Linked DNA regions of Mus musculus: region 2 is linked to region 1. Evidence: chromatin loops called from intact Hi-C (ENCODE). Cell type or tissue: left cerebral cortex. All regions are shown on one strand. Links, peaks and the distances in the headings refer to the core of each region. The heading gives the core; the rest is flanking DNA.

Evidence for each region. Peaks named below come from ENCODE experiments on the same cell type or tissue, not always from the same donor. Only the 100,000 strongest peaks of a DNase experiment are listed, where the experiment ranks them.
Region 2: it touches region 1 in a loop (2.6-fold over the local background); 2 of 42 quality-filtered maps call a loop at or near these places.

What each region holds. Positions count from the first base shown.
Region 1 is chr4:127,850,018-127,865,341 of GRCm38, forward strand. No RefSeq gene overlaps it. Among named protein-coding and RNA genes, the nearest start is that of Gm40256, 56 kb to the right of the region's middle. In left cerebral cortex, for the core only: no CTCF peak of the experiment used is centred there; DNase peaks (open chromatin) are centred at 5,190, 9,195, 9,797, 11,066 and 2 more places; H3K27ac peaks cover 2,714 bases.
Region 2 is chr4:127,982,456-127,997,779 of GRCm38, forward strand. It overlaps Csmd2 (CUB and Sushi multiple domains 2), which reads left to right and starts at 5,589. Exons shown (of 71, transcript NM_001281955.1): 1 at 5,589-5,816. The coding sequence starts at 5,615. It also overlaps a transcript of CK137956 not described here. In left cerebral cortex, for the core only: CTCF peaks have their summits at 7,328 and 10,396 (motif pointing right); DNase peaks (open chromatin) are centred at 4,356, 5,008, 5,456, 6,169 and 5 more places; H3K4me3 peaks cover 3,676 bases; H3K27ac peaks cover 2,668 bases.

The DNA.
Region 1 (15,324 bases), core at 4,382-12,381:
TATGTGTGGGTCTGTGTGTCTGTCTGTGAGTCTGTGTCAATATATTTATTAATATATACATATGATTTGTTCTTAAAGAATAATTTTTTAAACATAAAAAGAAAATAGAAAAATATCAAGCTTTGTCAGATTCAAAAACATAATAATAATCTATACTCAAAGAAGTCAGTTGTGTTAAAAGCAAACAGAATCCCAGCTGGGCAGGCGGTGCATGCTTGCAATCTCAGCACATGGAGGGTAGCACTGGGAAACTTGCCACAAGCTGGAGGCTAACCTGGGCTACAGGGGCAGATCCAGGCTTAGAGGGGGAAAGGGAAGAAAAACAGAATCCTGATGAAAAGAGAGAACACAGGAGCTTAGTGTAGGATGAAGAGCATCTGAAACTATTCTGGCAGCAGAGATGCTTCAGTGGGGTGTACTGAGACCAGCAGCTCTACTTCTGAAAAAGCTAAGTTGCCTTTTGCCTTCACTTCTCACTCTAGCCTGGTCATCAACACAGCACAAGCTAGAGTTATCTGAAAAAGAAGCCTCAACTGATAGAATGCCTCCATCAGATAGCCTATAGATGAGTCTGTAGGTTGTTTAGTTAATTAATGATTGATGGGGAGGGCCCCACCCATTGTGGGCAGTGTCGCTGCTTGGCATGGGGTTCTGGGGTGTATGAGAAAGCAGACTGAGGAAGGCAGTAGGCAGAGTTCCTCCGTGGCCTCTGATTCAACTCCTGCCTTGGGTTCCTGACTTGACCTGACTATGGACTACAGTTGTAAGCTGAGATGCACCCTTCCCTCCTCAAGTAGCTTTTGGTCATGGTGTTTGTCAAATCAGCAGGAACACAGCAAAGCAAATTCCAGATGGAGCAAGGATTGCATCATAAAAAATAAAGCCGTATAAGTACTGGAAATAAAACATGGGAGAATTTTTTTTAATGACTGTGGTGTGAAGACAGCTTTTCTAAGCATGACAAAGATACCAGGCTGGAACAGTAATGACTTGATTCAGTCGAGGAAAGAAAGAAAGAAAGAAAGAGAGAGAGAGAGAGAGAGAGAGAGAGAGAGAGAGAGAGAAAGAAAGAAAGAAAGAAAGAAAGAAAACTTCTGAACGTTTAAGATTTCTGTAAATAAATGTAAAAGGCAACCAATCTGGACAAAAACATCTGCAGCCCATGCAGCTGAGGCTAGTTTTGCTTAATACGTCAAAAGCATTTTGCAAATCAATAAGAAAATGACGAATGAACCAATAGAAAAAAAAAAACATGGGCAGGACAAAAAAATCATAAATCGAAGAAAGATGTGCAGATGGCTATTACTAATTTTTAATATTTAAGCCATTTTTATAATCAAAGGAAAGGAAGGAGACAAAAAGCAGCTTAGCTTTTTCAGATGGACTGCTGGTCCAAACACACCCTACTAAAGAATATCTGCTGCTCAAAAGCTTCCAAATGTTCTGTCCATCCTATGACAAGCTCCTGTGCTCTCCCTCTGAGAATTCAGATATTTGATATGACCCAAGGGTTGCACAGGGTAGGGATATCAGCACTTCTAGATCGACTCAGGCTTGAAGTTCCTTCTGGTTCCTTTGGAGACTCAGTTGTGTCATGTGATGTTTTTCTGGAAACTATCTTATGAGAGGATGTTTTGCTGAGAACAGACACGTGGTGTTTTTCTGGGAAGCTGCCTGGAAAAAAGAGTATGTGAAGTTGTGTTAATTCGGACACTTGAGAGAACATGTGATATTTGGAAAGGGTATAAATATAACCCAAACATTGGTTTGCCTTGCCTCTTTGCTGGTCCTCATTGGGTTTTGCTGATGCTGGTTTTCGCTGATGACACTGTGGCATTGGTTCGCCTTACCTTCTTCAATGATCATCATTTGTCCTGACTTCAGAGAGAGAGAGAGAGAGAGAGAGAGAGAGAGAGAGAGAGAGAGAGAGACTAAGAAATTCTGGTGGTGTTCCAGCAGCTTCTTGACACTTCTATGGACTGAGGGCCAATTGGCAGAGCCTCATGGTTTCTTCTGGATTGAACTGCCATTGCTGATTCGTGAGTGCTGTTTACGAATGGATTGAGCTGCTGATTCATCTGAACTGAACTGCTGTTATCCTGACAACACTGAAATCGCCTCAAAGAACTATTTCTACACGGGAACACATCCCTTTTTGCCCTATTAACTTTTCCTCTCCACTATCTCTGATGGGAGATGGGCTAGAAGGGAGGGTAAAGTGCTTAAGTACACTTACTGAAACAGGTTGTTAAAAATCTAAGCCTACACAAGCTGGTTTTGAGGTGAGGAACTTGGCAACATCTCTCAGAATGGATAGAAAGGGCCAGATTGTTAAAGGGTGCAATTTATGCCTTAATGGTGCATTCTTCCTGGATAGTCCTTAAAGATCCCAAGTCTACCCATCCTTTGCCACCTCCTGAGATTCATATAGCCAGTTCTGGAGAATCCTTTCCAAATCATGTCAGCTGAAAGCATAGCCCCTGTTCCTCACACTCCCATGGCAATATGGTGAATGGGGATGGATGGTTGTGCCCAGAGCTATTTGTCCAACTCTCATTAAGAGGAAAGATTAAGAAGTCGGTGAAACTCCAGGACCCATTGCGTGGCCTGGCTTCCTCCAGAAAGAGAATCAAGAAAGTAGCCCATAGCAAAGTGTGGGCTGGACATGGGTCACAAGGTTTGCATTGCAGGAGGCGGCACTGGCTGTTACAGAAATGAGATAGGTGAGCTCTGTTAAGGTGCTTTGCACTGATAGGAGTCTGTCACTATGGAAACTGCAGAGTGGCTGTGGAAACAAATGACTCCTATGATGTGAGTTCTCTGAACCCTGTTACTTCAGTCCAAAGGAAGGAGTCACCATAGACCCAAAGTCTCTCCATCATGGAGTCCCAAGACAGTGGTCCAGGGATGTAATGTGGTTGTTGGTGGTGGTGTCTTCTCATAATGCCTCAGTGGTATACTCTCCCTGGCCAGACCTTAAAGATTCCAAGCCTACCTGTCCCTAGACACTACCTGAGATTCATGCACCCAACTCTGGAGAACCTCTTCCAGGTCGGGTCAACCCAGAGCATGGCACCTGCTCCTCTACCACAATGAAAGTGTCAGTGGGTCTAAGTCCCCTCTGCCTTCCTCCAGATCGTAGGAGTGGATCCTTAGGGCAGTGCTTGAGCACCCTTCCATTCTCAGACACCTCAGACACCCACCACATTCTTCATATGTTTCTACCAGACCTTCCATAAATGATCACACCCCTTCTCCCCCCAATGCAGTATTAAACCAGCATACACGTTTTAACATAGCAATCTATCTTCTTGGGAACGTCGCTTTCAGATATGCCCTTGGCATGTGTCAAAGACATGCAAGATGACATGATTGGTGGTAATAGTAAAAGACAAGAAATAATTTAAATGTCAATCAATGGGGAACTAGTTAGATAAATTACAGACTACCATGCAGTGGAAAATTAGGAAGCCATGAAAAAAAGATGACAGCTGGAATAGATGCATCCACGATATGTTGTTTTTTTTTTAAAGCATAAGGTAATCAGCATTCCATCACTGATGCAAAACAAGAGTATGTATGTGTAGACTATTTCCAGAGAGAAAGCTATCTAAACAAAAGATTCCTTTACAGCCATGAGGATCCTTCTCCATCACATGCAGACGATCTCTAGCCAAACTCCAAAGAAGGGAAGACCCACTTCTGTAATATAAGGTCCTTCCTGGGTAGAACCTAGTAGTCCCAGTCATAGAACTAGGCTCTTGCTTGGAGTTGTCATACAAAAACGAGCTTGGTAAACCCAGCAAAGACAGTGGTAGTGGTGCTCTCTTCTGTCTAGGCAGCTACAACTGCATGAAATCATACAATCAGGTGGCCAGAAATGCAATCCTAAGATGGACTTCACCCTGGCATTGGCTTCAGAGACCTAGCTTCCCCTCTGGTTGGGTCATACCTCCTGAGGATGTAGGTAAAGAGGGTTGGCTTGCTGGCTTATGACTCTGCTCTCAAGAATTCCCTGCATGCTCTCTGGAGTCCTAAGCTGGCCCCCAGAGTCTTCAGCACTTCTCCCTAGCAGAGCAAGAGCTGTCTGACTCAAGTACAGAGAGCTGTTTGACTAGTCAGGGAAGACTTGAGTCCTGGGCTCTGTGCTTATTGTGGATCTCTGCTGGGCCTGTGAACAGTGGGTATCAAACACCAGGGCTAGAGGGTTGAGTACCTCCCTTGAGGATGATCTTATTTTTGGCCCACTTGCTGCTGTTGCTGCTGACATCACTTTGCCATGAACTTACCTGTTACTGATTTACAAATTGTTACTTTCTACTTCCTGACCTGTTGAGTATCTTCTATAAGAGTTCTACCCTACAAATATGCAATGCATGTATTAAGTTCCTTCTGTATGTTGCACATGAGGCCATCTTGACTTATGCTGTGTGCTTAGCATGATGGAACCTTGACAACCACTGTGTGGCAGGCACTGTGGTTATCTTGACACCTACCATGCGCTGGATCCTTAACAACTTGGTAGGAATTGGGGTAATAACAGAAGCAGGGCCTGCCTCCTTGTCAAGGGTCTGACTAGGACAAGTACACAGTGGTCTGGTTGGTTTCTGGGCTTCTCAGAGCGAGTTCAGCAGTCAGCATAGAGAACTCAGTTGGCGAAGCTCCCAGAAAGCTCAGGGCTAGAGAGATGGATGGACTTCATTTCAGGAGAAGCTGGGAGATGTGTGATTGTTTGTGACTGCGGATGGATTGGAGATCAAGACAAGCCTAGATAATTCTGGCAAGCTCAGGGAGCTTTGTGTTTACTCTATGGGTTAGAGGCTAGACCATAGAGTCCAGGCTGTACCATAGCACCCAAGACTTCACTGTGGCCCCTGCACTGCCCATTCCTTTCCTCCTAACAACAGTTTAGGTCATTGCAATTTTCAATAGCAGATTCCTTCTGCCAGACACTCCTAGGAGATGGTGCCAACATCTGTGCCCCTGGCCGCCAGCCTGGGAGTGTGGTCAATGGCTACAGCATGGTACATTTAGCAGCCCCATGTCTACTAAGGGTCATTTTCTTTCCCTCTTCCCTCCTACACATGCTGAATCTGTATCCCAAATGCTGGCCTTGTCTGTTTGGGGAAAGATGGCTCCAGATGGTCTCGTGCCTTGTTGAGATACATCACAAACTCCAACACACTGAGAACTTCTGCAGCCACTACTACAGCCCACAGCATGCAACACCCCTGAGATGGTGTGTGGCAGCCCCCAGCTGCCACTCTGAGTCACCAGCAAGTCTCCTTGAACTTCTCCAGGCTTTTTTAGCGTTTGCAACAGTAAAAGAGGGAAACTTGTGTCTATTTTATAGGGTGGCTCTGAAGATTAAATGAATTAATATATCTGAAAGCACTTAAATCAGTGCCTGGCACACACTTAGTACTCAATAAATATCAGCTAACATCGCCACTAACAATGACATAGTGAACGGCAGGCACCATGCTTCACATCCGTTATGGAATTCTCACACAGGGCTTGGTGGCTGTCGCAGCTGCTGTTCGCTAATAAAGAAACTGAGTCAAATGTAGGAGAAGGAGAGTGGCATTAAGGAAGCAGAAGAGCTGAGGTGTGAGCCCAGAGGATCAATCCTAGCAGATGACTCCAACCCAGCAGCAACAGATTCTTTGGATGGGTTTGCTGGAAGCATCATTGGGCACCATGACAGTTGCCCTTTTTACTAATGCCAGGGACCATTCCTTGTGCAGATGGTAACCTGCATCCATGTCCCCATAGGGACAGCTGTTGGCTCAGATAAGGTGGTTTGAATAATGACAGAGAACTTGGGATGGAGTCACAGTTACCTACCACTGAGCTAACTGCTTCACCTTAATGTCAAACACAACTGACTCATCTACAGATGAAATAGAGACATGACACAGACAAGTAATTGCTCATCAGCACACAGCAAGGCAGTGGCAGATGTAAGACTTGAACCCTGGTTTGGCGCCAGAGGCCACATGGTAAATATGGCCTTAACTGTGTGAGAAGCTGGGAGGTTTGACATCTTGCCAGAACAGAGCACATGTGTGGGGGGTTAAAGGTTAATCTTTAGGAGATCCTATGCCTCAGCCAAGCAGAAAGTAGCCCAAGCTGCTGGGATATGTAAAAGAAGGGGAACTCATCAGGGGCACAGGACTCCAGTTGTTCCTGCCTGTCATGCTGAGAGATGAGGAGGAGGCTGGAGAGGACAGCAAGAAATGCACTTGTCTGGGGGATGAGGGGAGCTGGAAGCTGACTCTAGGGCATGAGGGCATGCAGCAGCTCTCTCTGGGCATCAGTTTATTGGGGCACACATTAAGGTGGTCAGTTTCTCTAAGGACTAAAACTCTCCCGTTTTTATTTCCTTTGTTCTCTCATGAGAATTACCGGTCATTATAGAAAGAGAGACCTGTAACAGGTTGATGCGTCTGAAGATGGAGATGACACCTCTCCCTCAGTAACTTATCTTTTTGAGGGTCCTGGCTGGCTACAACAAACACTGCTGACATTGGCAGTTTTGAAGGGGTGAAGTCTATAGTACTGATGTGGTGCCTCAAAGGGTCTGTCCTGGTTAGCTTTAATCGCCACTTTCAAACAGCCTAGAATTATCTGGAAAAAGAGTCTCCATTGAGAAATTGCTTAGATCAGGTTGACCTGTGGTCATATCTACAGGGCATTGTCTTGATTGTCAATTGATGTAAGAGAGCCCAGCCCACTGTGGGCAGCACCATACCCTAGGCAGGAACTCCTGAACTATAAAAAGCTAGCTGAGCAGGGACCTGCTGCCTGCCAGCAAGCGGCATCCTCCATGGTTCCTGACACTATCCAGAGAGTCCCTTGGTCTGAGGTCATGCTGTGTGGATGATCCATCAGGCCTGTCTTGAACTTCCCATTAATAATGGATTATAACCAGGAATTGCAATCCAAATAAACTGTTTCCTCCCTATGTTGCTTTGGTCAGGATGTTTTCATCATAGCAACAGAAATGAAACTAGAACAAAGTCCCAAAGGTAGAGTGAATTCTGTGCAACCTCCCAGATCCAAACCCAAACCAGAGGGGAAAGATGGAAAGGCCCTGAATTTACTCTGCACAGGAAACCAGCATAGGACTTGTCTTGTGAACGAGGTATCTTTCACCACTGAACATGTCTTCCCCATCAGAGAGTTTGTGCTACCGTTGGCAGACGGTGTATTCAACCAACGATATTTTGCTTCACTCTGTTTTAGCCATTGCTTTTGAGACACGATTTCTATGTAGTCCAGGCCAGCCTCATATTTGTCATCCTCCTGCCTTAGCCTAGCATATCCACCACCACACCTGGCTTCACACTGAGTGAGAACCAACCTGTGTCAGGCACTGGGATAGGAGCAGTTCAACTGACACAGTGATGAAGGACACCATCCTGCCTTTGACCTCAAAGGTGTAGATACAGCTGGATATTGAGAGGGACTCTCAGGGATGAAGAGGCAGCTCAGCCAGCTGTCAGTTGTGGATCATTTGTCTAGTGTGTGTAAAGCCCAGAGTTCAATCCTTCACTCTGTAACAACAACAGACTACTAAAGATTTACTTGTGCAAGTGTGAGCCCTTGTGCATGTAGGTACACTCGGAGGCCAGATGAGAACATCAGATCCTCCTGGAACTACAGTTACAGGTGGTTGTGAGTTGCCCAACATGAATGCTGAGAACTGAACCCCATTCCTCTGAAAGAGAAACAAGTGCTTCTAACCACTGAGCCATCTCTCCAGTCTCCAACAGAAGACTCTTGATTGCTGGGCTGTGACATTTTGGTGGGTCATTGACCACTTGAGGAAAGCTTTGAACATGTGCTGACACAAGGCAGTGTTTCACAACCAAGTCTGACCTTTGCATTGCCTGCATCCAACTGCCCAGCCCCCATACCCACACGGCTGAGCAGAGGTTGGCTTGTAACTGGCCCTGCTGAGGAGATGACACTGTCATGCAGCCACACAGGAGATGGAACCTGCAGGGATGCTGCTAGAGCGGGCAGCGCTAGAGTCAAGGGAAGCCAGCCATGATTAGTGAATACAAGTTCTAAGGGGGAGTGGGTAGGCTAGCTCCACAAGCTCAGGGTACAGGAGGCAGGATGTGCAGAGAAAAAAAAAATCATGTGAGATGAAAAATGGCCAATGGGAGAGAATTAGTGGCAGGTGGTCTTGCTTAGGGTTGAGGGACTTGAGGACACGGGTAGAAAGCAGACAGCCCTTGGGGGATTAGTTGGAGGAGCAGGAGGGTATGATAATGTGACACAGAGGAAGTACTCAGAGAGTTAGGAAGTGACTCCATCAAACTCAAGGCCCTCCAGATTTTCTCTGCAAAGAGTCATCAGCATATTGAAAGCCCACTGGTGTTGCCAGGACTGGATTTCTTCTCCTGGGCTCTAGTGGGTTAAAAGCACCTCCTAAGCTAAAATTTGGACACTTTCATGAACACTCAGAAATGACTCTAGAAGCCAAGCCTGGGTATCAGTTGAATGGTCTGAGGAGGCTGGGGTAGGATCAGAGGCTCCAACACTCCTCCTTTGGTTAAATCTGGGTAGGAAATGGGCTCCATGAAGAGGCTTTAGAGACTAAGAGAAGTTGGAATTAGAGGACCTGCCCCGAAGCTGGCCATCAAGTCGCCCTCCATTCAGAGGGTGTTCTCCAGGTCATGGTCATCCCAGAGCTGGGAGTTGCTGCTTCTGGAAGGAGGCTCCCACAGGACAGAAGCCATTTCTCCAGCTCTTGTTCTAGAGATGCAAACCCGCAGAGCCTGGGGTCTCCCTCTGTGGAGTGGGGAGATTCATAGAAAGAATCACTCAGTCAGAAAAGGACCCAACACCACCCCAAAAACCAACTACATCTAAGTCCAGGTTAGTGAACCAACCAGTTTATTGGGGGATACTTACAGGAGCAGAGAGGACTCTGGGATAGCTGCGTTAGTGTGAAGCCCATCCCAGCATATGTTACAGCTTGTGAAAACGGAATTCTTAGGGTCACCTACACGACTTGAGGAAAAGTCTCTTCTTGCCCAGAAACTGTTTATTGCTTGAGAAGGGACCTCAGGAGTCCCATAACTTTCATGGGAATTTCAGGAGCCTCCCCCTCCTCCCACAAGGGAATGCTTCCATCTGGAGGTAGCAGCTGTGTGATGCCCTCCCTCTGTGTGACCACCATGGATACTTTGCATCTAAAGGTTTGTAACCCTCGATGGTCTCTATAACCAGGGGAAGAGGAAATGGCAAACCGAGGGTTCTTGTCACTGTCCAAGATCACAGTCGTGTAGGTCTAGAATTCAAACAGGGCGCTGAGAGCCAGGTTGTTGTGTCAATCTGCCCCCTTGTCATTTGCACTAAATTGGCATCTCTAGTCACACCACAGGGACATCTTGTTTTATGGCCTTTCACATGGCATTTCTGTCACCACAACAACCACGCTTTTGGCAAGGACATAGACTCAGCTCTTGTTGACTCTCTTGCTGGCTAGCTTGCTCCTACTCTCGCCTGGGGCATCATGAGCCCCAGGAAGCTGGAACACATTTCCACCCTTGCTCTGGCTCCTTCCACACGGCAACGGGTCCTTCCTAGCCTCTGATTTTTAACACCAGTGCCCCTGCTTCGGTAATGTTGCACAGTCTTCACTGGAATTCCAGCTCACCCACCACTCTGCCAGCTGACACCCTGGATTCAGACTAGCCCAACCTGATCCATGCATGCTGGCTCCCGTCCCATGAGCGCTATCTCCCCTTGCTAGAATCCCTCCCTAAATATCTACTGGTGATGTCACAGTCTTTAAGCCAGATCCCCATCCACATTTAGTCCAGCTTTCCCCAAGCCCAGAAAATCATCTCTCTCCAAAACTGGTTCTGCCAGCTGAGATTTTTCTCTCCTTAAATGGTCTAGCTCTGGAGGTCCAAAAACCTGTCCCCAAGTTAACTGTGATCTGCAGTGCTGCAGCTCAGCCTAGGAAAGGCCTGGAAGTTCAACAGATTGGCCACCGTGATTGACAGGAGAAGTTGGTCCTTCTGTCCCATCTGGCACATCCTGAATGAGCCCAGGCACTTGGCCCTTGAACAAATGTTACCGTGAGTCGTGACTTGACTTTTTCCTGACTTATCTCCCATAGTAGACTGTGGTGTCTTGAGCTTAGCCTCCCATTTCAGGTCAACAATAAATAATTCAATCATTGGTTAGAGGAGGAGGAAGAGAGAAGCAAGCTCATTTACTGGACACTTGCTTTGAAAAGAGGCACTTAGCAGTGTCTATGAATTGAGGACTCAACCCAACCCCAGTTCATAAATTGATGCCCTAATACATAAAGTAAAGATATTTAAAGATAAAGCCCCTGGGGGCTAATTGGGGTTAATGAGGACATAAGGGTTGGGCCCTTGTGTAGGAGATTAGAACCCTTGTAGAGCCACTCCTCTCTTCCCCCCTCCACCCCTCTCTCTGCATACAAAGGAATGAGGTCATGGGAACACACTGTGCTATGGTGACTTCTACAGGCCGAGACAGCAAGACTCCAATTAAAGCCTACCTTCTCATCTACCCTTCTTCCCTACAGAATTCCAGCTTCGCTTCTGTTGCTGGTGTGCCCTGTGTGCTTCGTGGGTCCGGTCTGCAGGTCAGGTTCTCATCATTCACCCTGCCATGGTATAAGCCTGAACGCATGAACATCACATTCATCCGAGCTACAGCTGAGCCCAGCCAACTGGGTTCCCATCTCAGCTCTGAGAGTTACCCTTCATAGCCTTAGGCAAGTGTTTAAGCTGTCTGGGCCTTAGAAGCAGTACCTATTCCATGGGCTCCTTGAGGGTTTTAACCCATGTGGAGTCAGACAGAGAGATAGATGCCTGCAGTGTTGTAAATACTCAATAAACACAGTTATACGTGTTATCTTTTCTGGTGGGAGCCATAAAGGGGACATCTCATCCTTACATCTATGCAAGATCAGGCTTCTTGGAAAAGGAGGGATTAGGTAACAAAGAAAGCTGCCTCATTTCGCATGCCTTGAGTTTGATTGGCATGTGATTCTACCAATAACCTAACAGCAAACCCTTCAACATGTTGGCATGACAAGTCAGAACCTTGAAACAGAGCAAGCCAGAACTTTGGTCTCGGTAAGATAGGATTCTGTGTTCTACGGCCCCATCGAACCATCAAGGAAACTGAGGCTGGAGGACGATGAGCAAGCAGAGAAGTAGGTCCCTCAGGATCACACAGCTACATAGCGGATGGGGGACTCGAACACACAACCCAAGCCTCTTGTCATCGGAACCAACAGAAGTGGGGGCTTGGAGAGAGGAGTGCATGGCTTGGAAAGGAGGTGAGGGAGGGGCTCCCTTCGCCTGATTCCACTCGGAGCTTCCTGGGGAAGAGGTGTACGAGCAGGTGCCTGCCTGCCTCCGGTGCCTCAGCTGTCAATAAAACCCCCAGCTTGGCTGTGGCAAGCTGCAGATTCATGCAAATGCAGGGCCTATATTTAGCAGTAATTTAGCTGTCATCAGTCAGAGAGAGAAGAAAAAGCCCTCCCCAATGTAATGGGTATTCATATCCACTACCTACTCTTCTGGTGCCTCAGAAATCCGAGGCAATCGGATGGTGGCACAAAGGGGAGCTGACTGGCTTGAAATATCTGACACCACTCCCCCACCCCCACCCCAGGGCAGAGATGATGGGACAAAGGTCCGAGGACAAAAGGAAGGAGGGTATGTTGTTTCATGGGGCGTAATGAGGAGGAGGCAGCAAAGGAGATGAATCAGTGGTACCCATGAGTCAGAGGATGTCAGAGCTGGAAAGGTCTCCGACAACAAGCAGCCCCATCTCCCGGGAAACTGAGGCCGGGGAAGGGATCATCAGCACAGTAGTTCTGGCTCTAATCACCTTCAGCTGAGTCTCGTTCTCTGTGCCAGATAGTGTGCTTAGCCCTGGCCGGCCGTTACTAGTTCCTCCCAGTAACAGGAGCAGATTAGAACAAGTGCACCCCCCTCCCCGAGGCTCAGAGCTAGGTCTTGTCTGATGCTGCTCACCCTTGTGAACCGTTTCCCAGCTGACACTTGCCAGGGCTGGACTAGACTTTGTTTGGCTTAACCAACTTCCTGGTCTTTATTTTTCTCCCATGTCACATGGGCACAGGGATGGTGATTGGTGAGAAAGAAGGAAGAGGCAGGGAGATGTTTGTGATTGCAGTGGCTGGAGAGTTAGAGGAAGCAAATACAACCAGGCAGCCATCAGGCTCCTCAGAGGGAGTGTCTAGGGTGTCCCGGAGGCTGGGAGGAGGGGCTGCTTTAGAAAAGATGTGTAGTGGGGGGAGGGGGGGGAACGGGCTTTACCTTTGTAATAATACAGGGGTGAGGGAGGCATAGATGTAGAGACAGAAGACAGAAGAGACTCACTCCCTTGCCTAAAGGAAACCAGGTATCACCATGTAAGGGGCCGCAGAGGGAATGCTACTCAGTGAGCACACTAATTTTGCCTGGGTCAGGAAGGAGCTCTCAGCCCACAGAACCTAACTATAGACTTTGAGAACAGCCGTGCTCCTTACCGTGAACCATCACCAGGCATCCTCCTCCCAGGCAGACTCCCAAGCGCTGAGAGCTAGCGTGGATCTATGAACCGGGTCACACAGAGCAAGTCACCCAACCTCACATTTCAGCTTGCTCAACTATTCAATGGGGATAAGGAAATCCCTCCTTGGTGACTCTCGATAATGTGGGAAGTGTGGAATTCTGAGCCTCGATCAGGCTGGCCTGGGTCAATGCTCTGTGTGAGCTGTTATCATCATCATCGTCATCGTCATCATCATCATCATCATCATCGAGTTTGTTGTTGATGAATCTGAGAAACTTCTGCCTGACCAAGCAGGTGTGTAGAATGGAGTATCTTCCCTCAGTAAATCCAAAGTGATGAAATTACTTTCCTGATCTGCCACAGGCTGTTCGAGCCAGCCGTTCAGATAACACACAAACACATATTTCCATACAGTCCCCCACTACCACACAGCCCATCTCCTCGGGGTTGCCCAGGCATCTGAAGGCCACCTGGCTTCCCATCAGTTGTTTGGACCCAGAGTGATGCCCGGTCGCTCCTCTTCTGGGTGTACCCTAGGGCTGCCTCTGCATAGTCACCCACCCAGGCTCTAGTCACCTGGGTCAGAGACCCAAGGATCCCTCATCTCTGTCCTAGAGGCTTCAGATAGTGAGTGCAACCATAGCATCAGCACTTTGTAGCTCATGTGGACAGGAAAAATTGCGGCAAATAACCACGCTAATGGAGGGAATGGAGGGAGAGAGACTGATATTTCCAGGCCACAAGATGAAGGACCAGCACTTCAGATCTCAACCAAGTGCTTCAGCAGCTGCGGGCTTCTAGAGGAAGAAGAAGGAAAAAAAAAAACCAACAACAACAGGAGAGTTTGCCAGACTCCGTAGCACATGCCTGTAATCCCAGTGTGTGGGATGCTGAGGTGAGAGGATTACTGGTTCAAGGCCAGCCACTGCTACAAAGTGAGATCCTGTCTCAAAAACACCAAAACAAACTAACTAGCCTCTACCATGGTGACTTGGGAAGGCTGTGAGAGAAAGTCCTGTCTGTTCAGCTGCTTCTCAAAGGGCCACCTTGACTGTTCTCTTCTGCAGCCATTCACCAGAGCACATGTGCACAGAGCTCAAGGTCACCAGCCCCTGGTGGCTCTCACTGTGGGTACTGTGCAGCAGCAGCAGCAGCAGCAGCAGCAGCAGCAGCAGCAGCAGCAGCAGCAGCAGAAGCAGATGTAGCCACAGCAGCAGTAAACATTTGAGACTGTCAACTCCCAGGGTTCCCCTACATCTGTTGAACACAGAATCAGCAGCACTAGGGGAGGGTCTCCCTACAGTCAGTTTTAATAGGCCCTCCAGGGAATTTTGGCAGTACCTGCAGGTTTGAGGACCACCAGTCTAGTCAACAGTGGTCACATTTTGCTATTAGAATCATCTGGGGAACTTTCAGCACTCCCAATGGTCAGCTCACAGTCCAGACCAATTAAATCATAGTCTCTAGGGGTGGGACTCAGACTTCTTTGCTTTCAAGTCTGCCCACCCTAGGTAATTCTTGATATCCATGGAGGATAGCAAATCACTGATCTAAATATTTAATAGACAAATCCGCAACCTCTTTCCAATTCAACTGCACTTAACAAAAGCCACGATGCAGTTTTGCTTCCTCTTAAGAGGAGGAATCTCAAGTTTATGCCGTGCCTACTGGAGTCTAATACATCATTGTATCTCTTCACCTAGGAGTGGACACCGGGATCACATTCTTAGGGAGCTCAAAGTCAGAAACAAAGCTATCTTTAAGGCAAACTACACAAGCCCCGTCTAGTCTCAGGCTAGACCCTAGGTCTAAAGCTATACCACAGCATCACAAGCTATCTAATGTGAACACCATTTCTCATCATTTCTATTTCAGCTGCAACAGTTATTTCAACTTCACATCAGCTCTCGGGAATGACACCACCAGGTGAGTCAGAATTCAGTAAGTCCAAATCTGCACACTTCAGTCAGACATAAAGAGTAGCTTGTCTACATTCTCATCAGAGGACAGAAAAGGAATAGGAGCCCTCGAGAGCATGGCACACCAAAAAAAAATGTAACTTAGAAGAAGTCTTTGCCAGCATAGGTGAAACTTCCAACTTTGGTTCTTCATCCATGTAAGGAGTCTGTGTATATGTCAACATACACATGTGTGACCAGGTATGTGCATAAGGAGGCTAAAGAATGTCAGGCATCTTGCGCTGTCATTTTCTATCTTAGAGCGTCTCTCTGAACCTGGAGCTGGGTGATTGGCAAGCCCCAGCGATACTCCTGTCTCCAACTGCTAGAGCTCCGGCTATGTGCATGCACATAGCCATGCCTACCTTTTTACATCACTTCTGCGGATTTGAAATCAGATCTTCATTCTTGCGCTAAAGCTCCTCTTACTAACCATGTCTTTTACCTATCACCCAGTATTTGAATCCCCCTCAACCAAATTTCAAAGCTGTAATCCTACTCTTGGAAAATAATCATTTAGGAAACAACAGAGGCAAAACTTCATCATTAAGGTATTTATTGGAAAGCCACCCACAGCAGCAGAAAGAACTGAGAGTCCTAAATAAGAACATAAGTAACAACACTGTCAATAGTGCTGAGCCTTCCCTTGTCCACAGGGCCCTGAAGCAGGCACTGCAGTAAGAACTTTATGCGGAACGATTAAGCCATTTGATGACAGTCACCCCTTAGCATATCAGTGGGATCCACATCCATGAATCCAATCAACCGCTCTCAAAAA
Region 2 (15,324 bases), core at 4,289-12,288, 130 kb after region 1:
TGGAGATTTTCCCAGAAGAATAGGAAAGTTTGGTGGCCCCAACACTCAGTAACACTGGAGGGTAGCATGATCTCTGGCCGGGCTCACTTCTTCCTCTGTATTGTGGAGCTGGGTGGAGCTGGGTGTGAGTCCTCCTGGGCTATTCATCCATGACTCTGTCCTAACGGCACCAGCAGCACCAGCCTCACCTCAAGAAATCCTCTGATTGTCTAATCACACTCAAGACTAGAACCCCATCCTCAGCCACTCGAGCCTTCCTTCTGTGCACAGCCCTGGCTCCAAATTCCCTCTTCAGGCTCTGCAGACTCACTCCTCATAGCTGAGCATCCATCCATATCCACCCTAGCCCTCACAGGGCACCCTCACAGGGGACACTCACAGGGGGCCCTCACATTGCGCCCTCACAGGGGACCCTCACAGAGCGCCCTCACAGAGGACCCTCATATGGGACTCTCACAGGGCACCCTCAGAGGGGACCCTCACAAGGCATCCTCACAGGGGACTCTCATAGGGTGCCCTCACAGGGGACCCTCACAGAGCACCCTCACAGGTTGCCCTCACATGGGACTCTCACAGGGCACCCTCAGAGAGGACCCTCACAGAGGACCCTCACAAGGCGCTCTCACAGGGGACTCTCACAGGGGACCCTCAGAGAGGACCCTCACAGGGCTAGAGCACCCACTACCTGCCCCACCCCCACCCCACTCTCATTCTCTCTCCCTGAGCTTTAAAAGACTTTTTTATTTTCTTTTTGGGTCAGAATGAAAATTTCAGGGCACCCAGACCACAGTCCTTACTTGAATCAAGCTGAGCTCTCCAAAGCATCAGGCTTTGTTTTCTTTCTAAAACAAACTCTGATCTTATCTAGATATTAAGCTTATCTTGGCAAGTCACTACACTGCATTGGACTTTTTTTTTCCTTCTCTCTCTCTCTCTCCCTGAAATGTGATATTATGAAGAGACCTTGACCTGGGGCTGCCTATTGCTTATCTGGGGAATGGAAGGGGTGGGCAAAGAGCTGACTCTGGGCTGACAGCCACACTATGCCAGGCTTGAGGGAGGGGGCCTGGAAGACCTCTGGTTCAGCCTCTCTGAAGGTCTCACCATTGCCCCCACCCCTCCAGCCTCGACTTCACCAACGTGGAGCTCAGACAAATGTGGTAGCCTCTGAGTGACCAAGCTTGTCCCGTGTTCCTCTCCTTCCTCTTCATTTCTCATAGAGAGGCCAGAGTACCCGAACAGTTGTGTCACTTGGTTCCAATGGGCTAGAGATAGAAGTATACCTCTGAAATCAGTACTTATCCACCTTCCACAGTAGGCCCTGCTACAGACCCCTGTGATGTTCACATACTATCAACAAACAAACAAACAAATCCAGAAACCAAAGCCAACCAAACAACCCAAAAACAACAAACAAAACCCTCTCTTTTACTCCTTTACCTAGCTCCATGCCTGCCAGCCAGCACTCTACTACTGAGCTCCACCCTCATCCCCAACAGACACCTCCTTACATACGTATTCTGATTGCCATCCATCTATCTGCTGCTCCTCCACCCGAAACGTCCTCCCAACTTGATAGGGACTGAGCTGTGCTCCCACTTCACAAAAGACAAAACTTGATCCCCCTCCCAGCCCCCATTTTTAGTATGTGACTTGGTTTGGAGTTAGAGTTTTTAAAGAGGTGATTAGGTCAAAATGAGACTGTTAGGGTGTGATACTGATCCAAAATGATGGGTCCTTCTGAAAAGGAGGAAGTCTGGATTCCTGTGTGCAGAGAGGGGTGAACAAGGGAAGATGGGAGGAGAAGTCATTTGTATCAACAAGCCATGGAGACCTCAGGAGGAACCAAGCCAGGACCCAAACCCCCGAGATCTTGAGAGGAAATCGTTGCACAAACCACGCAATGGGTAGCTATCTCAGCCCTAGCAAGCAGATATACCTCTTTCCTACTACATAAGACTAAAGTCCAAACCCTCACCAGTCCAGTCCTGGAGATCTGTAGGATCTGCCTCCTGGCTGAGGGGGTGGGGTCCTTCATCTCTGTTAATCTCAGTCCAGCCTTACCCTCTGTAGTGGTCTGAATATGCTTGGCCCAGGGAGAGGCCTTGTTGGAGGAGGTGTGGCCTTGTTAGAGGGGGTGTGGCCTTGCTGGAGGAGGTGTGGCCTTGTTGGAGGGGTGTGGCCTTGTTAGAGGAGGTGTGGCCTTGTTGGAGGGTATGTGGCCTTGTTGGGGGTGTGTGGCCTTGTTGGAGGGGGTGTGGCCTTGTTGAAGGAAGTGAGTCACTGTGGAAGTGGGCTTTGAGACCCTTTTCCTAGATGTGTGGAATGCAGACTCCAGGCTGCAGTCGTGTTAAGACGCAGAACTCTCAGCTCCTCCTGCATCATGTCTGCCTGGACGCTGCCATGCTCCCCACCATGCTGGTAGTAGACTGAACCTCTGAACCTGTATGCCAGCCCCAATGAAATGTCCTCTATAAGAGTGGCCTTGGTCACGGCAATGGAAACTGTAACTAAGACACCCTTTGTCACTTGGAGCCTTCCACAAGGAAGGCCTTGCATGATCCCTCTCTAAAGAAACCCCTCTGCAACTTGATGAATTTTAGGACCATTTTCAGGGTCACGTCAAAGAGGACTTCCCAGACACACCCTGTGAAACTCGCTCCATATTCGCTCTTGTTTCCTTCATCGGGAACCTTAGGCATGTTTGCTTACTTAAATAGCTCCATCAAGTCAAGTGCCATCCACTATCCTGGGTATTTCTTATCTAACACGGCACCCGGACACATAGTAGCGCTCAATGAATATTTGTTGAGTAAATGAATCTTCATTCTCTTCAAGTCCTTATCGTGCATCAAGGTCCAGCCCAGGTCCTCTTTGAATTAGTCTTCTGATATACCAAGTTCAAAGCCCACTTAGTGTGCTGATATGGCTCTATGTGGCATGCCTCTCCATCCGTGGTGATTATAACTGTCTGGCTGTATCAGTTACCTGTGGGTTTCCACCTCTGTTTCCTCCCAAATCGGGACCACACTCTGAGCATCTCCACGGGGCTCACAATACAGCCCAGTGCAGGGCCGCGGAACACAGGAGGCGCTATGTAAACGTGTGCAGACCCAAATAGATCAGAGTAAGCCACAGAGGTGGGAGAAGTGGGTCGTTTTCAGGGATTGAAAGTGTGCTCTGCCTTCCACAGCCCCTAGGAAGGGTGGGGAGACAGTCATAAAGGGCGAGCCTCAGCTGTCGGTTCCAGTCAGAGCTGGTTTCTTTGGTAGGAGAAAATTCCTTGGCTTTGAGCCTCAGAATTATGGAAAAGCCCAGCTGTAGGCTGCAGAGGTCTCGCCACCATTGCAGGTCGTGCCTTTCCCTGGAAGAGAACCCTGCTTAGGAGGGGGGAGAAGGGTCTAGCGTGTACCCTTGGCATGACACAGCCAGCCAGCAACCCCCACTCCCCACCCCTGAAGGCCACAGCACCATATCCTCCCCCACTCTGCAGGGCTGGTGGGAAGACACAGCCAACCTCAGCTAGCTGAGCTCTTTGGGGGCCTGGGCCTGGACAATGAGAAACGAACAGCCCCCTCCTCGCTACCCTAGGCATATAAAGCAGGCCTTTCACTGAGGTTTTCTGGCCGCTTCAGTTGGTTCTTGGCACTCAGAGAGACTGAGTCGGGATGGGCCAGTGTGATGGGGGTGGGGAATGGGACCCGCGATTCACAGGATTCTCCATACCCACTCCGGGGGCCACCAGGCGCCTTCCCCAGCTGTGGGATGAGCTCATGCAGGGAAACCGGAACCGCCAGGGTTGGGGTTGGGGCAGAAAGAGAAAGACTCGTACCAAGCGCTCTGAGAAAGTGTGGCTCTGTGGAGCAAGTTTTTGGTGGGAATAAGAAGTAGCGTCCACTCCTCCTCCATATCCCCCTCCACTCCAATCCCAGACAGAACCCCGAAGCCCTATTGTACGCCTTTCCTGAGAAATTCACAGGCTCGCCGCCGACAGCTGGTCAACTTGGGTTGCAGAAACCCCCTAACCCAAGTTGCCAACCCTGAAGTCCCTCTCTTAACCCTTCCCAGGAAATGTCCCGGCCTCGCCGCCCGCCATCAGGGTTCCCGGGCTCCTGAGCCTCCAGGATGACAGAACGCCAGCTTGGCCAAATCACTTGATTGCCAGACTGCCTAAACGCAAGATCTGCCTCTCTGGGTGACTCTGGCAGAGGGGGGTGGGGTGGGATGTACATCGGCAGGTGCTTTTACGCTGCGCTCGCCAGGCGGAGCCTTCTCCCCCTGCCATGTTGCTCGCGGTCCTCTCCGGCCTCCCTCATCTCCCTAGGCGTCTCTTCGCCCTAGGCAAGAGTTTGGCGTAGGCAACGAAGGGGCCCTCGTGACTGGCAGAGCAGCCTAGGGTAGACCAGCCTGAGACCGCTGCTGAGGCGGAGGGGGGTTGGTGTGTGTGTGTGTGTGTGTGGGGGGGAACTACGCTGCGCCCTTGTGGGTCTGAAGGCAGCCGCTACCAGCCTGTAGAAGATAAGGGTTCACTTCCTTGGGAGAAACTCATCTGGTTTGGGGCCCTGGTTGGGTGGGTATGGGGGACAAGCAGAGTCCAGTCACTTAAATTAGAGGGTAAATTGTTCAAGGGACTCGTACACAACACTTCCATCAATCCCATACCCGCTCCCGCCCCCAATCTCAGTATACATCCCTGCGGTTTTGTCTTAGACTAGGGGTAGGACTGCCCTGGACTGAATGAAGGGACCATTCACCACCCCCACCCCTCCTGTTTCACTCACCCTTCAATTCTTAACCCTGTCTTCTTCTGTGTCCACGAACCCATCTCCTGGGGTGGGCTACAGCTAGCTGAGCTCCAGAGTGTCCTCCCCAGACCCAAGACTACAAGTTCAAAGCCAGTACCCAAGATTTTCTCGCAAGACCCACGACTCCGGGGAACTGCAATCTTCTTTGGTTACCTCTCCCCAGACAGTATTCCCATTTCCAAACGTGGAGGAGGCGTGTGTGTGTGTGCCTGAGTATGCAAGAGTGTGTGTTTCTGTGCGTGAGTGCGTGTGTGTGTGTGTGTGTGTGTGTGTGTGTGTGTGTACACGGGAGGGGATGTACTGATGGTGATCTTTTACATGAAAACCGGAGGACTGAACTTAAAAGAAACTGGTCAATTGTAGAACAAATAGGAATAAACAACCCTTTAGATGTAATTTGTGGTTTATTAGGGGGTGCAGGTGGCGCTGAAGAACACCCCCCCATCCAGTTTTTTTTTTTTCCTTAACTGCGCCTCCACCCCCAGCATTTGGAGCGGCGGAGAAGCGGCTCCGGAGTGATTAATCCGGGGATAATTCACCCCCCCCCCGCCCCCCGGCGCGAACCCCGCGAAGCGGGATTGGAGCGAGTCATTTCCGAGAGCGCAGCGCGCCTCTCCCCGGCCGGGCGGACACTTGGTTCATTCCAGCCGCAGAAGCTCAGGGCTCCCGCGTACCGGGATTTTTTTCCCCCCCTCCCGGAGCAGGAAGAAAAAAAAAAAAAAAAAAAAAAAAAAAAGCTACAGAGCTCTCCTGACCTCCTTTCTCCTCGGCGGCGGGCGAAGCCTCTCCCTCGGGCTGCTGGCCGCGCTATGCCGCGCTCGCGGGGACCGGAGCAAGGATGTTGCGGCTGCCCGGCAGTGAGGGCTCGCGGCGAAATCGGGATTTGGGCGCTTGTGCCGGGTACCGGGAGTCGCTGGGGCCGCCCGCCGCCACCACCACCGCCGCCACCACCGCCGCCACCGCTGCTGCTGCTGCTGGGCTGGGGGCTGCTCAGTGCCTCGGCTGCCGCGGGTGAGTCTGACCGCGCCGCCCGCCCCACCCGAGCCCACCCAACCTCGACGCGGTCCCAGTCCCTTCCCCCACCTCGGCTTGGCTTCCTTCTTCCGATTACCCACCCTGCTGCTCATCCTCCTCTCTGTCTGCCCAGATCACCTACTCCATCTTCGACCACATCCTCACCTCTACCCTCATGGATGTCCCCAACCCCAGCTACAACTTAGCCGGATCCGGCCGGTATGGGGGGCCTGGGAGACAGACATCCCCCTCCATGGGTTGCGGGCCACCTGGACTGTGGCTTCAGTTTCTCCTGTCTCCCAGCCCCCCAAGATGCCAAGCTTTTCCGGGATAAACTTTCCCAGAGCCATACTCCCCCATCTCTCCCCATTCCGCCTGGCACACCCGTCCTGGGGGTTGGAGAGTCTCGGCGCGCCCCCTCCGCGTCTGGAGGGTCTGTCTTTCCCTGCCCCCGCCCATTTTCTCCGACCAAAGCCTTTGCCCCCGCCCAAACAGCCCTGAGACTGCGGTCACCACCCACCTCCTCAGACGCCCTCCGCCCGCCCCCTCGGTGCTTGGGCTGGGGGCGGGATGCAGGTGGGCGCGCGCCCAGGTCGGGGGTCCGTGCAATCTTTCTTGAAGGGCTCATGTGAAGATCTGAAGGGGGGTTGAACCACTGGAGGTGGAGGAGGAGGTCGTGCCGGGTGGGGAGGGAGGAGGGGGAATGTCACTGCCAGGGTCCGTGCCGACACATCCCCTCTACTGGCTCCTACTCCGCGCCAAAGTGCCCTTTCCCGCGCCCTGCTGCAGCCAAACGCCTGGGCTGCGGCATCCGTGGCTCGGGTGGCAGACTCGATCTCCTTAAGCCAGCCCGGACAGACCTGAAGGGTGTGGAGAGTCGCGGGACTTTAGGATGGATGTGTGGTTGCAGCTTACAGTTCCTGGGAGAGAGGCATGTGGACCCTTTAGTGAGCCCAGTTGCTCTAAAGGTTGTTGGTTTCAACTGGTCTTCTACTTTACCCACGGCACCTTCAGATGCTTAGCCACAACCTAGAAAGTTCCGTGTGCCCGTGGGGGGACCGGTCCAAACGGGGATGCCTGGAGCTGCGTTTTCACTTTACTGGATGCTGACACCCGCTGGGGAAGAACACCCGAAGCACCTGATGCCTGGGCCTGGAGCCGGGACACCCCGCCCCACAGTAGTGGTTTTGTTGTTGTTGCTTGTTTGCTTGGTGTTTTAAAACCACAGGTTGAGCCTCTCAAGCCTTGTCCTGGGCCATCCCCAAGCCCTGGCGCTTCTTGGAAAGTGTGCCCCCTCCCGTGGTTGGCCAGTGTGTGGTAAAAACTCTCATGCCCTCTCTGGCTTTCAGCATCTTGTGAAATGTCCCATCAGACGTTGTCATTCACCATATAACCATTCAGTGTTGGGGTTTCCTGTCAGGGAGGGCTCCCCAAGACAGTCTTGTCTGTTTATCCCTACTTGACCGGACTTTCTCAGGTAATCCTAAGAAGTCATAGCCACTGACACCCAGAGAGGGGCGCCCGCGGTGCGCGTGCCTCTCTCAGCTTAGGCCTCTCCGCACACCCACACCCACCGGGAGGCCGCTCACACCAAATGCTTCTGGTCACCAAGACTTATCACATGAGCTGTGGGGTCCGTTGTTACTTGCTGTGGGGCCCATTGGATGTTTGTCCAGGCAAAGGCCCCCTTTGCCTTGGCCAATTGGAACTTGTTTGGGATTGCTAGATTTGTTTTCCTTGCTAGGTTTGCCCCTGCCCCTTTGAGTATGCCATGCCCCTGGGGAGAGAAAAAGGCCAACTCACCCGGGCCTGCACAGTATTCTGCAGTGCTGGAAGGCTGCCTTTTTGAGATCCATTTGTCGTTGTCTCTTGGGTAGGTACCTAAGTTGGAGTGTATGTGTGTCTAAAGGAGGGGCAGTTGCTCTCTGGTGGGCCCAGACCTGGCTCCCAGAGCGCTCACTTCTTTTGGAAGCTTTCCTGTGCATTTCCACCAACTATCCGGCCTTGTAGGCAGCAGACATTTGGAAATGGAGTTAGTGAAGGGAGGTGGGCAGGAAGTGGTGTGAGAGGTATGGGAGAGGCATTCTTTTTGTGATCTCTGCATACTGTTGACCATGAAATGTGCTTTGGGGCATTTAGTACTTCCCTGGGCTGGAGAGATGGACTGTGAGGATTTGTGTGTATGTACGTGTGTGTGTGTGAGTGTGTGTGTGTGTGTGTGTGTGTGTGTGTGTGTTTTCCTTGTCCATGCCTGTTTCCTTCCTCTCCATCCTTCCTGGCCTGCCTCCCATCACACTCCTTCCTCCACCGCTGTAGGACCCCAGCCTCCCTAGAGACCTCTCTTCAATTACCTGCCCCCCCACCCCCACTTTCCCTCAGTCATCCTCTCTCCTTGAAACCTGCTTCCCCTCGGCCTGCAAACACCTGTATCTTTCACATAAAACACACCAAGAAGATGTCTTGCTTGGCCTTCCTGAGCCCATTCAACCACTGTCTGCCCAAACTCTCTTCAAAGGCGGGTATTTCATCCATTTTCCCTGCTCCTAGCCATTCCCTGTAGCTTGGCATTGAAACGTACCTATCACCCGATCACCTCACTGCTGACCCCCCTGTACTTCCCCTGCCTGTGCCTATGGTCCCGGCCCTTTGAACCACTCCATTGCAGTCCGTTAGGATTCCGGGTTTCACCACCTCTCCCTCTCTAATACGAACACTCAGCTTCCTCCTTGAAGTATGGTGCCCAGGAACAATCAATCAGCCGGTCCTCACTCTCCTGGTGAGCTCAGCCTGCTTAGTCCTCTAATACTGTTCACATGCTTCCAGACAGGTCTGTCCTGCCAAATGTGGTGTCTGCTGCCTTCCTAGTGTGTAGATAAGCTCAGTCTACGCAGCCTGCGCAGGCACCTGCCCTCAAGGCACCTTCTCAAGGCCGGAGCACTCATGTCTTTCCTCCAGAGATGCCCAGGTACCCAGCCTTAGGTGGGCCCTCCTTTCCTTCCATGTTGTTGGCCACTGAGACCTGAAATTAGACACCCTCCTTTCTTCTCCAGAACTGCTGCTTTTCTTTGGAATGAGAGCCTAGGAAGAGAAAGAGAGAGAGAGAGAGAGAGAGAGAGAGAGAGAGAGAGAGAGAGAGAGAGAGAGAGAGAGAGAAGGCTGGGATGTCTTCTCGCTTTTTAAAAATTAGGTATTTTCTTCATTTACATTTCCAGTGCTATCCCAAAAGTCCCCCATAACTCCCCCCCCCCACTCCCCTACTCACCCACTCCTACTTCTTGGCCCTGGTGTTCCCCTGTACTGAGGCATATAAAGTTTGCACGACCAATGGGCCTCTCTTTCCACTGATGGCCGACTAGGCCATCTTCTGATACATATGCAGCTAGAGACACGAGCTCCGGGGTACTGGTTAGTTCATATTGTTGTTCCACCTATAGGGTTGCAGATCCCTTTAGCTCCTTGGGTACTTTCTCTAGCTCCTCCATTGGGCGCCCTGTGATACATCCAATAGCTGACTGTGAACATCCACTTCTGTGTTTGCTAGGCCCCGGCATAGTCTCACAAGAGACAGCTATATCAGGGTCCTTTCACCAAAATCTTGCTAGTGTATGCAATGGTGTCAGCGTTTTGAGGCTGATTATGGGATGGATCTCCGGATATGGCAGTCTCTAGATGGTCCATCCTTTCGTCTCAGCTTCAAACTTTGTCTCTGTAACTCCCCTCGTTCTTTAGAAGTGCTTTCAACTAGGACAGATATTAAACTCTATATTAAGGAGTTCTGATTTTTTTTCTCCCATCTCCTCACCTTTATGGTTTAAAAACTAAATTTTAGCCAACGTCTTTTGCATTGCTTGTCACTTAAGGGCTAACTTTTAGTCTGTCTCTTGCATCAGAAGGACCCACTGTTCTGTCATGGTACCCAGTTAATGTAAAAGTGTTGGTCTCAACTACAAAACTGAGCACCAAGGAACAGTGCTTTAATTCTCTTAGTAGCCCCAGCACCCAGCTCTGCCAGGCCTGCTCAGCATAGAGCTGCTGTTTGACGGACAGCTCTTCCACCAGCAGATGGTTTTCGAAATTCTCTTCCGTGGACTGTTTTCCAGGGATTGTTGATGCAAGACCGAGTTTCAGGGATGAGGGAAGCCAGCTGTATGTAGAGGTAACACAGTGACAGACCCTGACTTCCCAGGTGTGTTTCCTTACAACTAAATGTCACAGGTTGGTGAGCTAGTGTTCTAGGTTCTAGAAGCATAGCCACAAGTCCTCAAACCCCACCCCCTGTCCCCAGCTCCCCACAGGGGAATGCCCAAGGAAAGGCGGTTAACTGCTCAGTCATCAAGGTGTGTTTGGGCTTGAAGTCTCATTTACAGTTGATGTGTCTGACTGTGTGTGTGTGTGTGTGTGTGTGTGTGTGTGTGTGTGTGTTAATAAATAGGCTGACTATAGCTTAGTAGGCAGTTCTGTAGCTAGGGTTGGTGACTGTATGACTGTTCAAGGGGAAGCTAGAATTAAAGAACTGGAAAGCTTAGTGTGCAGGGTCTTAGACACTGATGGGTTCTGTTGGTTCAGAGGAAGCCAGCAGGTGGCTTTGACAGCAGCGGCTCCTGTGCCTGGCTTACCCACTTCATCGTCACCGTCATGGTCATGAGAGCAGGCTTCAGGGAATCCAATTGCTCAGCAGAATACATGCTCCTGTTAGAGATCTGGCTGATCTTCAGAGCTCTCTGAGGCACAGGGATCCCCAAACTCCAAAGAAACAGTCATTCCCATGATAGGGATAAGATTCCAAAAGAGAAAGAAAGCTGACCAGGGCTACACTTGCCTTGGGAAGATACAGCTTAAAAGGGGAAGACGGATCTGAGCAGCAACACGGAGGACAAAGGAGGCAGGCGGGGAGGCTGCGTGCTTTTAGCATGCATCCTTCGAGCTAGGGTTTTCAGAAACTTGTCTGGGCAGCCAGGGGAGTGACAGCTTTAGCTAAGGTTCACCGAGAGCTCACTGGTAAAGTCTCCAGCTCTAATGGATTAAGTCAGTTTCTACAGCAGTGTCCCAGGCAGGATTTGGACCCAGGTCTACCTGACTCAGGATCCCTTATACATTCCTACAGATGTCATTCATCTCCGGGGACACACGCGGTATCAGCCACTTGGAATCCTCCTGCCGTGGACCCTGAGCTTCTAGTCATCATAAAAGCCATACTTCCTCCATCTTCAGTGCAGATGTCTGGGATGAGTGCAAAGTCACTTTGTTCTTAAGGCCGGCCAACAGCTATCTAGGTAGAACTCGGCTGCTGGGGCTTAGGCTTGCCCACATAGTGTGAGAGTAAAACCTTTTTCACCTTCTTCCCCAAGACCCTATGAGCTTCAGTTTCTTGCCTGAACTTTGAAGTTTCTGGGGGCGACAAAGCCCTCATTTATACTTTCTCCCACATGGCGTAGGCCCTAAAATAGTATGGGGTTTCCCAATCCAACTTCAATGGCTCATTCTTCAGGGAGAGTCCTGGGTGGCCACCCCCAGGAGCCGTAATCAGAGAAGTGCTTCTGGTACAAGCCGGGTGCATCAAGGCTACTCACATCAAGTCCAATGCTCAGAAAGCCATTGTGTCAGGTCTTGAGCCATCGTCATCCGATGCCTGGGTAGAGCAGGAGCTCGTGACTCCTGGCTCTCCTTTTTGGGGAGAGTTTTCCCACTGAAAACTCCATTGCACTTTCCACTTCGCTGTTGCTGTATCCTTAGCAAATTTGAAACTGAACCTGATCTTTAAGAGGCCGTCAACTCTCTTCTAGAAATCACCATGAGGAGTGTGTGTGTGCATGTGCGTGTGCGTGTGCGTGTGTGTTACTTAAAATAACATAGCTACATGATTGAGAGTGCCAAGTAACTCTTGGAACTTTGTTTGGGGCTCTCTGAGTGGTTCAGGGCTTCCATTGCTGCACGAATAGCCTTTTCCCCCAGCCAGCGTCTCCTTCAGACCCACTGAAGTGCAATTATAACCCAGGAACTTCAAAAATGGGAAACCTGTCCATCTTCTAGGTTTTTCAAAGAGACAAACAGAGTAAGTTCCATTATTAAGTAGCTACATCTATTTATTGATTGAAAGTAAGCAAGTGTGACGGTCGTAACTTTGAAAGGAGAAAGCAGAGAGACGCTGAAATTGAGGCCCTTGGTGGAGGGTCTCATCAGAGGACACGCAGGCATGGTGTTCCAAGTGACTGATGGCTCTTTCTGAGATGAGCGAGTGTGATCCAGTTGACACCGGCCTCTGGAGGTTTGTCTTTCCATTGCTGTCTGTCTCCTCACCCTACCCCCACCCCAGCCTGACTCCCACTGACAGTCATGAAGCACCACATGAGGAGTGTATGTGTGTGTGTGTGTGGGGGGGGAGTCAAAGTTCAGAGATTGGCAGAATTGGAGATGAATGGGTGTGGTCAGATACATTGTATCAAATGAGACGGTGCAAATGCATTGGTTTATTTTCCCCATTAAACTGCCCTAAGCATAAAACAGCTACCTCCACAATAACAACAGCCTGGCTTCCTGGGACCTGTGTGGTTCTGCCTTTCTGGTCCTTGTCACGTGCACAATCCTAGAAGGCTGGCTCACAGCAGAGAGGCCAGGAGAAAGGAAAAGGCTTCTGTTTGGCCCAGAAGTCAGCAAGCTAGTTGTCCAGCTTCCATCGGGCTTATAACCTGGGTGGCCTTGAGATAATGAGAACCATTTCCTCTTTTCAACTGAGTCTCAGTTTCCTTACCTGTAAAATGGGAGAACAGTCAGGGACACCCTGCCTGTGCCAGGATGAACTTAGAAGTCCTTGATCCCACAAAACAGAAGGAAGCCAGCGTTGTTACACTAGGTCCGAGAGTTCACTAGTGTTAGTTCTGTCCAGTGGTAAGGCTCATGAGTGTGAGTTCAACAGTCTGCCTGCCTGTGGTTTGGGATGCTCAGGGCAGTAGGCAAGGAGAGACCATCTCAGTATCCCATTCCTCCACCTTTCCTTGCCAAAGCCAGCAATAGCTGCTTCCCCTTATAAATGGTAAAGGAGAAAGGATTCCACCCCCCCCCCCAAGCTCACCAGACCTCCTGTGTGCAGCCTCCACACCCCTGGCCCCTGGCAGTGGTATTCTGCGAACCTGAGAGAGGTAAAACTTTCACAGACACATCCATTCAGGGCACAAGTTCTGAGCTGCAGTCTCTACACAGCCTGATATATTTGATACAGGTCTTGAAATATGAATTATCTTTATAAAATATGGAGGGGCGTTTCTAAACGTCATTGACTGACACATTTCACCTGGCCTTCGGTTTCCGGTTTCCTACATTGCGTTTTGAAGATCCTGCTGGGCTTCTTCCATCTGTGTGTTTAGCCTGGGACTTGGGTTTCTAAAGCAGTTTTCTGTTAGAAGTTATTTCCATGTTATATTTTTGCACCTGTTGCTCCACCTTTGGCTTTTTGACCTCTGACCATGCTTAAAGTGCTGGATAACCCCATTACATCTTCCATATCTCCTAAGGTTTTCCTGGGACCTTGCTTGATGATAACTGTCATTAGGAGTGGGAGTCTGGGGTCCCCACTAGCAGACTAATTTTGTGTATTCCCCATAATGGTTTGTAGCAGTTGATATGCCAGGAGCTGGTTCTACTCTCAGTACCTAGAGTTTCCGTTTTCCTAAGTCTTCATCAAAACTTAGTATTACCCACTTTTCTGCTTCTGCCAGTGGTGCGAGTTTAAAATGACACCCACTGTTTAAATAGCTGTCTCATTGTCGTCTGATGATTAGTCGATTTGAAAGTCTACCGTGTGCTTGGCAGTCCTTAGGTCTTTCTTTCTGTGACTAGCTCGTGCAGACACCTTGCCTATTTTAAAATTGTACTACTTTCTGCAGAGTTGGGGACTGAACGCCAGTGTTCTAGGCAAGCACTCTCCCACTGAGCTGCATTTACAAACACAAAACCCCCTCATATTTGACTTTGAGACAGGGTCTAAGTTGCCCAGACAGTTCTTAAACTTGTGCTCCTCCTGTCTCAGCCTCCCAAGTAGTTGGAATTATGGGCTTATACCATAAGACATAGGCAAATTGCTAAACTGGATTCTGTCTGTCTGTCTGTCTGTCTGTCTGTCTCTCTGTTTGTCTCTATCTCTCAGGATTTATTTATTTTTACTTCATGTGAATGGGGTTTTTGCCTATATGTATGTCTGTGCACATGTGGTGTGCCTAGTACCTGTGGAGGCCAGAAGGGAGTGCTGGATGCTGCCAGACAGTCATCAACCACTATGTGGGTTGTTGAATCAAACTTGTGACCTCTGGAAGAGCAGTCAATGTTCTTAAATGCTGAGCCATTTCTCCAGCTCCCCATATTAAATTGTTACTCAAATATTTAGGGGTTGATTCGCACTCTGTATATTTGAAGGCATTGCCCTTTGTCATTTTAAAGGTTGCAATTAACTTCTTTCTTTGGTCTGTCTTGTCTGCTGCCTCTTGTTTCGGAGAGAGCTGTTTCACTCCGACTCAGTCCCACATATCACTGTTTTTAATTTTTTGAGGAAGCATTTCTTGTGTCCCAGCCTATCCTTGAACTTGCTACTTATCTTTTGATCTCCATGCATTGAACTCCCAGATTCTGGGGCTATAGGCATATATTGCCACGTCCATCTGGAAGCCAAGCATAGGGCTGTTTTCATGCTGAATGACCATTGCACCAAGTGAGCTGTACCATCCTCAGCAATGTGTAGGGAAGACAGGAGCTGGCTGAGGAATATGAGTGCGTTGGTGAGCTTGGGGACAGGGTACAATCCTAATCCTACCTGGCCCACTGTCTTCCTGCGTCCCAGATCCTTCTTACCCATCCTGCACTCATGGATTCTACAATAGAATAGATTCCCTCTGGCTCAAGGCCTTGTTATGTGATGACCCCAGTAAAAGTAGAAATTAATGTACGATGCTTTACGTAGAGACTATGAGAAAACAGAGACCATTTGCAGGCATTTACTGAGGGCACATACTCTCCTGGACCCTTAGATGGGCTTCAGTGATCCTACACAGGCTCTCAGCATCATTTTTCAGTGAAAGGTGGTAGCAACGTAAGTGTGTGCAGATGGATAAGGAAGAGCACATGCTGGTGAGGGTAGCCTGACACAAACGCTCTTAGTGATGCTGAACTGTGCCCCATGCTAGTTCATTTTCTCTATAATGCGATTAAATATCCTAAAAAAGCAAGTTAAGGGGGGAAAGATGTGTTTTGTCTCATAGTTCGAAAGGTACAGTCCACTGCCATGGGAAAGTCACAGAGGCAGGAGTATGAGGTGGCCGGTCACATTTACATCAGGGTGCAGAGAGAGATAGATTCTGGCACTCAGTTGCCTTTCTCCTCTTTATTTGGTCCAGGACCCCAGACCTTGGAATGATGCTGCCATGTTTAGGGTAGGTCTTCTCACTTCAGTTGACTCAGTCTAGAAACTCTCTCACAGGTGTGCCCAGTGGTTTGTTTCCATGGTGAGTCTAAACTGTAT